2 separate regions of the Homo sapiens genome follow, and region 2 is linked to region 1. Evidence: read pairs that join two places in POLR2A ChIA-PET (ENCODE). Cell type or tissue: OCI-LY7. All regions are shown on one strand.

The links. ChIA-PET counts read pairs that join two places held together with the same protein. Peaks named below come from ENCODE experiments on the same cell type or tissue, not always from the same donor. Only the 100,000 strongest peaks of a DNase experiment are listed, where the experiment ranks them.
Region 2: POLR2A ChIA-PET joins it to region 1 with 5 read pairs; 9 of 35 experiments call an interaction of 5 or more read pairs at or near these places.

What each region holds. Positions count from the first base shown.
Region 1 is chr7:24,880,533-24,885,532 of GRCh38, forward strand. All of the region lies in intron 2 of OSBPL3 (oxysterol binding protein like 3), which reads right to left. Among named protein-coding and RNA genes, the nearest start is that of OSBPL3, 97 kb to the right of the region's middle. In OCI-LY7, no CTCF peak of the experiment used is centred here; a DNase peak (open chromatin) is centred at 2,939; H3K4me3 peaks cover 1,114 bases; H3K27ac peaks cover 4,165 bases.
Region 2 is chr7:24,982,886-24,987,885 of GRCh38, forward strand. No RefSeq gene overlaps it. Among named protein-coding and RNA genes, the nearest start is that of OSBPL3, 5.2 kb to the left of the region's middle. In OCI-LY7, a CTCF peak has its summit at 261 (motif pointing right); no DNase peak of the experiment used is centred here.

The DNA of each region.
Region 1 (5,000 bases):
GACTCAAGGGTCTCTTCTGAGTTTTTCTCTTGCCTTCAAAGTACACCATAATGATTGGCTTTCCTGTACCATCATGGAATATTTAAGTCTCAGAGTGTGACACAGAATGAAGAAGTCATTTACCCAGCTCTTTCATTTAGAGATGAGGAATCTATGCTGAGTGATTTGTTTGGGGCTGCGAAAAATGAGTGAGGGGCTTTTAAGGACCAGGACCCAGGTCTTTTGACTCCAACTCATGAGCACACACCTTGTATGAAGGGGAGAAAAACTCCAAAACAGGCTCCTGTGTGAATGGGACTGGGGCCTGAGGTGAGATATTTTTCCTTTTTATATCACCCAGGACTGTTTTAATATTTTACCTTTATTATATTTTAATTTAAAAAAAACCTTTCAGTGACATGTCACAGAGCCCTGCCCTTTGGTGTCTGAGCACAGAAGAGAATCACAGACTCTGCACTCAGATATAATACTCTTGTATGCCAACTACAGGGCATTCATGACTCTTCAAGGAGACCCACTGCTTTGCTGGACAGCACCAGCTGAGAACAGTGCTCTCTCTTACAGAGTGCTCAAAACTATTTTTTCAGAGCTAATTGAAATTTGCAATCAAAGCAGAGATACATTCTGACTAATCAACACATGCATGACTTAGAATCACAGGAGTAGGTGGCAGAAGTTTAGCACAATAAACTCTTCTTTATCTTGATCCAAATCAGAAGTGAATTATTTTCACAGTGCTACACAATAACTGGTTCTCATAATGAGAACCTAGTGACAATGTTAAGATCTCAGAGAACTTTACAAATCAAAGAAGGAATGACTTTAGTGCCAAGTATGTTATAGTCCAGTTTGTAACGGAGCTTCTTTTTAATAGGGGGGTCCCTGCTTAAAGGTCCAAAGCTCATTATCAGGAACTAGAGATACAAAGATGTAAAATCAAGTGCTGGATCTCAAAAAGCTAACATACATTACAAATGTTAATAAAAGGGATACCACAAGGTTGAAAATTTGTAAATTGTCAAATGGGAGATTCACACAAACCTGCTGCAGGAGTTCAGACAGGCATAATCTCCAAAGCCTAGATCCACATGAGCTGGGACTCCCAGAAAAAATGACACACAGTAAGCAGCAGGGTGTCTTAGATTCCTGAGGCCAACTTGATGAGCAGTCACAAACTTTGGTGGCTTAAATAAACAGATATTTATTCTCTAGCCGTTCTGGAGGCCAGAGGTCCAAAATCAAAGTGTTGGCAGGTCCACGCTCCCTCTGGAGGATCTCAGGGGGATTCATTCCTTGCTTCTCCCTCTGGTGGCTGCCAGCATTCCATGGCATGGCTTGGCTTGTAGCTGCATCACTCCAATCTCTCTCTCCACCATCACATCACCTTTTCCTCTATGTCTGTCTTCTCCCGAACGTGTTTCTTATAAGGACATTTGTCAGTGAATTTAGGGCCCACCTGGATAATCTGAGCTGCCCTACTCATCTCAAATCCTTAAATTAATTACATCTGTAAAGGTCCTTTTTCCAAATGTGGTAACATTCACAGCTTCCAGCATTAGGATGTGGATACATCTTTTTCTTTTAAAACAGTGTATATATTTATAGGGTACCTGTGCAATTTTCTTACATACACAGTTTGCATAGTGGTCAAGTCAGGGCTTTCAGGGTATCCATCACCACGTACATTGTGTCCATTACCTAATTTCTCCCCCTCCTCCCTCCCCCACCCTCACCTGCTGAGTCTCCATTATCTAGATCATTCCACTCTCTATGTCCACCTGAATACATTTTTTAGCACTCACTTATGAGAACATGTGATATTTGTCTTTCTGTGCCTGGCTTATTTCACTTAAGATAATGACCTGGTCCAGTTCCATCCATGTTGCTGCAAAATACATGATTTCACTCTTTTTGATGGCTCAACAGTATTCCATGTGTGTATATATTTTCGTCATCCATGCAATCATTGGTGGAAACAGGTTAATTTTATATCTCTGATATTGTAAATACTGATGCAATAAACATATGAGTGCAGGTACCTTTTAGATATATTTATTTCTTTTCCTTTGGCAAGATACCCAGTAGATCACATGGTAGTTCTTTAGTTCTTTGGGAAATCTCCAGACTGTTTTCTGATGAGGCTGTACTAATTTACATTCCCATTGACAGTGTGAAAGAGTTCCCTTTCTTCTGCATCCTCACCAACATGTTGTTGTCTTTGTATTAATAGTCATTTGACTTATATAAGATGATATCTCATTGTGGTTTTGATTTGCATTTCCCTGATGATTATGTTGAACATTTTTTCATATACTTGTTGGCCACTTGTATGTCTTCTTTTGAAAAATGTTTATTCATGTCCTTTGCTTGTTTTTTAATGAGATTATTTGTTTTTTGTTGTTGTGGTTGAGCTGTTTGAGTTCCTTGTATATTCTGGATATTAGTTCCCTGTTGGAAGCATAGTTTGCAAATATTTTCTCCCATTTTGCAGGTAGTCTGTTCACTGTTTTCCTTTTGCTGTGCAGAAACTTTTTAGTTTAATTAAGTAGGAAGTGAACATGTCTTTTTATGATTCAGCTCACTACACAGGGCCCCAGGGACCACGGGGCCAAGATGTGCCAGGAATGTGATTCATCTGAAGTAGGAACAGAGAGGAGGTGATTTAGGGTGATGTGGGCTTGTGAACAGATGCAGTGGAAAACACAGCTGAACTTGACGGTAGGGCCAGGGTGTAGGTTTTAGAGGGATATCAGATGACACTAGGGAAGTCTTCTGTTGTGCCTCTGTCCTACTTCTTGCACTGTCACTTCTGGACCTTTAGTATTTTAATATTATCAAATTACTGAAGCAGACTTTCCCCTCCCCAGGAAAGAGCTATTGAATCGGTCAGCTCAGTTCACATTTGCATCAATAGCTTCTTGAGAACATTCCATTACCTTGTACAGCTGCTATGCTGTGCTCTCAACCAGAGCATCTGGGCCAGGGTTCTGCCTTCCTGTATCTTAAATGTGCCCACTGCCAACCATGAATAAATATATTTATTTTCTTAAGGCATCCCATGCAGTTTTCATCAAAGTAATATTTCTAAATCTCACCCAAATATATTTGCTGTGATTATTATTCCAGGATTGCAGAACAATACAGACAGTTCAGCAACTTTCTGGAAGTGTTTTAAGATTTCAGTTTCTCGTGATCTTCAGAGTGTGGAATGCAGCTGACAGTCTGTCATTTGTGGATGTGGAGAGGAACAAAGAAGTCCTGACAACTCAAATATGTCATTTGAGCTGATACTTTAACCTCTTCTGATATCAAATGTTTGTTTGTGTCTTATAAGACTTACTCAGAGTGGAAATATATTGAGAGCTCAGTCTTATTTCTTCAGCCTTCCTGCCTCTGAGGTATGTTATAACCATAGGGGTGGCTAAAAGGTCAGCAGTAAGGAGGAGAAGTAAAAGGCCCAGAAAATGAGAATCTAGAAAACTATAAGAACTATATAGTTAATTATTTTTCTCAGTGGGGTCCACTAGAAAACAAACAAACAAACAACAACAGCAACAACAAAAAAAAACAGCTCCAGGCAAACAGGGATCCTAAGGCTACTTCAATCATCCACGTTCTTCTTGGCCCTGCATTCATAAAGATGTGAGCTGAGGGAGGCTTGTTTAAATAACAACCATTTGTACATAAGGCATGGAACTTGAATTAACTTCTGAAGAAGTCTTCTAGCATCTAAAGAAACCCAGTGCTCTCCAAACAGTTGGTTGCCGGGTCACCTACCATTTATTAGCCATGGGACTCCAAACAAATCAGTTAATATCTTTGGGCTGTATTTCCTTTCCACAGTGGGGGAAACATTACAGACCCCACTGAGTTGTGCTGAGACTCCAAAGGGTAGCATGAAAGGATATTATGAGCTGTGAAGATGCTATCGGAGAGTTTTCACTTCGAGTGTCCCATGCTGAGTCTTCCTGAGAGCAGCCTAGACACAAGCCAAGCTGCCTGCCCCTGCACTGTGCCACCCACCTCCCAGCTGAAAAGATGAAGCAGGGAAGCAGCTGTGACATTGCTTAAGGGCTCCCGGGACTCCTCTGCTCACAAAAGGCGAATGTTTATTTGTCAAACACTTACATAGCACTTCCTACTACAGGCGCTCTTCAAACTAAGCAACCTACACCTAATAAGAAAACAAGGCAGAGAGAGGGTATTAACTTTGTCCAAGATCAAACAACTTATAAACAGCCGGAGATTCAAACACTGGCCATCTGGCTCCAGAGTTCATGCTCGCTGCCTCTCCTCTTCTATGATCATCATAGAACAGTGTGAGACAACCACGATGTTTCCAAGGTCCCTCCTCCTTGACTGGACTTTCTTGTGGTGTTTATTCAGCCTATACTGAATACTGAAATAAATTTAGAGATGCTAAATCTTAGTATCTCTAAAGACATTATGAAATTGAAAGAAATAAATGGGGCCAGGTGTGATGGCTCACACTTGTAATCCCAGCACTTTGGTAGGCCGAAGGGGGTGGATCACCTGAGGGCATGGTGGTACTACAGGTGCACACCTGTAGTCCCAGCTACTCAGGAGGCTGAGGCAGGAGAATCGCTTGAACCCAGGAGGCAGAGGTTGCAGTGAGCCAAGATTGCAGCACTGCACTTCAGCCTGGGCAACAGAGTGAGACTCTGTCTCAAAAACAAAAAAAAAAAAAAAGAAAGAAATGGGACTAACCATTTTCAATACCCAGACAGCTGAAATGATAAACACCTGGACATTATTAAAGTGTTAATTCACTTTTCCCTCCTTGGCAAATTCTTCCCCATTCCACTCACCTGTTTTATGAGTTCCGGCCCTGAGCCCAGCCAGGCTGGGCTCTCTGGAGTGCGGCATAATCTAATACCCTGCATAAATAAGCTCTCATCAGGTGACCCTGGGAGAGTTCAAGCCACTGTAGTTCAGCCCAGAAACAGCAGGGTGACAAGAGTGAATTGCATAATTGTATG
Region 2 (5,000 bases), 100 kb after region 1:
GCATAGTCTAGTGCAGAGTTCTCAACCTCAGCTCTATTAACATTTTAGGGAGATAATTCTTTCCTGCTGGAGGTAAAGGTTGGGGGGGTGCTGTCTTGTGCATTTAGCAGCATCTCTGGCCTCCACCTACTAGATTCAAGGAACACCCTGTCCTCCCCAGTTGTAACAACAAAAAATCTCCAGACTTTTGCCAGAAGTCCTCTGGAGGGCAAAATCCCCCCTGATGAGAACCACTGGCATAACACATAGTACGTGCCTGCAGGAGGCGATATAGGGAAATGCTTATGGATATGGGTTTCTAAGGTGTGAACCTCAGGCAAATTTTGTTTTCTTAAGCCTCATCTGTAAAATAGGAATGATAATAATGCTAACTTCTTAAAGTTGTCTAAGGATTAAATACAATTGTGAATGTAAAAGCAATTTGCATAGTGCCTGGCACATGGTAAACTCAAAAGACTCAAAAGCTTCTGGTCTCATTTTTTTTCCTGTGAAGAGAAGGCATTGGGCTAAATTAGGGATGACACATCTTGACTTATTTGCTGCCACTTTCCTCCCGCCTTGTAGCAGACATCATTATGGCAGTCAAGGCTGCCTTATCCGCTAAGTCCAAATAGAGCCTCAGAATCGTTCTCAACACTGCGAGAAGCTGCCACTGATAGGCCAAGATCAGCATGTAAGATAATGCTGAATTGCCATTCTGGGGCTAGATGAACTTTAAGATCCCTAATAGTGTCAGTCTTCTGATATGATTACAAGTGAGGAGGAACTATTGTTTATCACTTCATCAACTTCTTTTATGAAGGGGTGGCGGAGCAAGGCCCAGAAAGTTGCTAGTGTCTTGACCATAATCATACAGCCTATGAATGGTCAGAGGCTAAGTCTCCTCTTAAAGAGCCATCTTTTTGCCACATCTACTGCCTATGGAAAGTGGGAAAAACACTTGTCTAAAGCAGAGTTGCCACCCTCTCCACCCTGTACAGCCCTACTCATCTTCTTCCTCCTTCACTTTTATCTGAAAAATGAATCAAAGTATTTAGTTGCATATGAACACCTTGTAAGCATTCTTTTACAACTGTTAGTATAATTCTTGACAAGGATTGTTCAAAAATTCACCAATTCCTTTATTAAATATAGATTGCCTGCTTTGTGTAAGGGATCATTCTTAGCAAGCACTTTAAAGTGAATAAAAATGAATCAGTGAGTGTCCCTTCAGTGCTTTTGTAGTTTTCTATATTGGGCAGATCAGATGTGGACATAAATAACTACAACACAAGCTAAAAAATGGAAGATGTCCTAAGAGGTACCAAAAATGTGTTCAGAGCAGAGAGAAATTATTTTGGGAATTAGGAGCAGAGAGCCATTTCCTGCATGTCTTTGTTAACGTTTTTAACTTTTGAACAAAAATGTATTTATTACAGTAAAGTTATCCTTGTAGAGGAAGTTGCAACATTGTTAGTTTTCCTGGTTCAGATATATTTCCTGCTTAGTTTAAGTCAATACGATCAGTGCAACTAAAAGTCACAGATTATTCTAATTCTAAATTGTTTTTCATCAGCTGTTTACAATTTCTGGGACATTCTAGAGGAAGATTGCTCACCTTTAGTTTCCTTTCTTTTCTTTTCTTTTTTTGTTTTTTTTTTTTTGAGACAAGATCTCACTGTTGCCTAGGCTGGAGTGCCGTGGTGGTGTTCCCAGACCAAACTAAGTGTTGGGCTGCTATTTCTCGTGGCCCAATAATGAGATGCAGATGAACTGGGGAGGAAAAGAGTTTTTATTTTTGCAACTGGGTACGGGGAGAAGGCCTGGAGATCATCGCCAGACCAACTCCAAATTACAAAGTTTTCCAGAGCTTATATACTTCCTAAGTTATATGTCTACATGTAAGTATGCATTCATCTAACACATAAGTAATTAACTTCTTTTAATCTGTAACTAAGGTCTGAGTCCTGAAGACCTTCCTCTGGAGCCTGAGTAAATTTACTTAATCTAAATGGGTCCAGGTGCTGGAATGATTACCCTTATCTTGTCTCCTGCTAAAGCATGGAAGTTTGGGGAGTTCCTTCCAACCCCCCCAATAAGCTTGTTTGTGGAAGCCTGGGGAGTTTCTTCAGACCCACAATAAAACTTGTTTAATCCTAAATGAGTCCTGTTAAGAATTCCTTCATTATTTTGTCGTGCTTTAAGTCCCAGGAAAGGCCTAGGCAAAACTCTTGGTGGGCTTTTCTTACACCTCAGCCTTTGTATAAGGGCACTGGCTTTTAATATTTAAATTATCCACTCAGTCAGTACTGAAACAGTTGTTATGGAGGCCTGCATTAGTGAGACCTGGCTTGCCACAGTGTGATCTTGGTTTGTCACAACCTCTGACTCCTGGGTTCAAGTGATTCTCATGCCTCAGCCTCCCCAGTAGCTGGCACTATAGGCACACACCACCACTAACCACACCCGGCTAACTTTTGTATTTTTTGTAGAGATGGGGTTTCACCATGTTGCCCAGGCTAGTCTCAAACTCCAGGGCTCAAGTGATCTGCCCGCCTTGGCCTCCCAAAGAACTGGGATTACAGGCATGAGCCACTGCACCCAGGCCTCCTTTGGTTTCAACAGGCTAGCTTTCTCCCAAGCATTTGACAGAATCAGGTTTGTTAGCATGTTATACTGTGAAGCATAGGCTACTTGTAAAAAGGAATATAACATGGGCTTAGGGACACCAATGTCATACACATTATTAAACCATGAAACAATATTCCCTTCACGACTGAACTACCTCAGAATTTGGGGTGAGCATTTAATTATCCTTTAGTTTCTGTCTCTGTAGCACATAGACATACTATATTATTATCTGCTGTATATCCTAAGTGTAATAATAATAGCCCATGCGTTTTAAGCATTTATGTGCCAGGCATTGCCAAACTGGGCTGCCAATTGCCATAGCTCCTGCCACCATTAGGAGGCCGCCTGTCAAATCAGAAAGATTTGGCAGAATTGCCAGAACCCTACTCCTTCTGTTACAAGCCACACCAGCAAAAAGTGTGCTTTGAATCCTGCTTCTTCCTTTATTACCTCTTTCCTGAATTCATGTCTTATGTAAGTGCATTGGGTTGGTACCTTCTAAACCACATCTGCAAATCTAACTGCGGGGGATTTGCAATGCAATTTTATCTCTCTGGCCTCTACACTATAGAAAAGCATATTAGAAGGAAATTGGGTTAGAAGTTGAGTGATCCAAGCCACAGCATTCACCATATATTTTCCTCCAAATCTCCAACAAATATGTTGGCAGAAAAAGTCGTTATGTGTTATGCTTTCGAGTATGTTTCCTTTTTTATAGAGTAACCCAGAAGACCTTTGTGAATTCCCCCTCATTTCCCATCTCCATATCCACTAACATCACCACTGTAGTATAAACCACCATCGTTTCTTGCCTGGAAAATTGCAACAGACCAGGAGCCACCATTGCTCTTACTATAAGCCCTTCTCTACTCTGAAGCCAGAGTGATTTTTTTTTTTTTTTTTTTTTTGAAGCTGGGTCTCACTCCACCCTACAAACTGGAGTGAAGTGGCAGGCAGAATCATGGCTCACTGCAGCCTCAAACTCCTAGGCTTAAGCAATACTCATGCCTCAGCCTCCCGAGTAGCTGAGACTACAGGCACACACCACCATGCCTGTCTAATTTTTGCATTTTTTGCTAGAGATGGGGTTTCACCATGTTGCTTAGGCTGGTCTCAAAGTCCAGGGCTCAAGCTGTCAGCCCACGTGAGCCTCCCAAGATGCTGGGATTACAGACATGAGCCACTATACCTGGCCCAGAGTGATTTTTTTTTAACCCAAATCTGATCATGAACATCTTCCACAGTTTCCCATTGCTCTTAGGATAAAGACTAAACTACTTACATGGTTCTCAACGTTCCACGTGGTCTGACATCTAACCAGCTTCATCCTGTGTCAAGTTCCCCCTTCTTCCTTTCCCTTTCTCCACATTGATCTGCTTCCAGGACTTTGTTCCTTCCAGGCATGGGGCATTGGGACAAACTTGCCCCACTCTCTGCTGGAATATGCTGTTCCTTTCTCTTCATTTAGTTAACGCAGACTTCCTTCAGACCTCCTTCAGTCATCTGTTCCTCTGGGAAGTCCTCCTTGACGTTCACAGTCAGGTCAACTCAGCCTATCATTGCTCTGGTTGAAACTAAGTTGTGTGTGTTTTTTGGAGGGGTGTGGAGGAGTTGTTTGTTTTGGTAGAACCTATCACAGTTGAAATTATGTTTATTTTTTGTGATTTTTCTGATTAATTTCTGTCTTCTAGCTGGATTGTAGGCTCCACAACGTGAAGATCATGTATATTTTTAGTCTCCTGCCAACCTAAATAACAAACAGAGAGGCTCTCTAAAAGAAAATGATATTTATTCATGGATAGGGCATTCCAGTGGGAGTATGTGTGCCATAGTCACCTATGTGTGTATTCAGGGAGGTAAAGGCTTTTAAGGGAAAAGTGAAGAGCATTACATTAATTGTTTCTGAGATAATTATCCTTGGCTTCAAGGATCAATAACAAAGGTGGTGCCAGTTTGAGGTTGGACAGGCAGTTGCTGGGTAGACACCCTTGCAGAGGTATTTTTTTGTGCAAGGTTGTGGTTTCTGCAGAGTCTTTGGGGACAGTTCTGGGTATCAGGCATACAAGCCTGGGAACTCTCCCTTCATGGCTTTCCCCACCTCTGTTTGTCAGAGTTTTTAACACAAATGACTCCATTTTGATTCTGACAACTTTCACACTCTCAGTGCCTGTCTCAATACCTAGCACCTAGTAAGCATTCAAATATTCGTTGAATGAATAAACAGAATCCCAAAGAATAAACTTGAATGGTGGCTGGAGCTGGGGAGATGGGAGGTGGATGCCCATTCCAGGCCCAGTGAGCAGAGATGTTATTAGAGTTAATGTGCTAGTGTTCAGGTCACAGAGATAATTTTGTAGCAACTTGACAACGGAAAGATGCTGCCTCCTTTA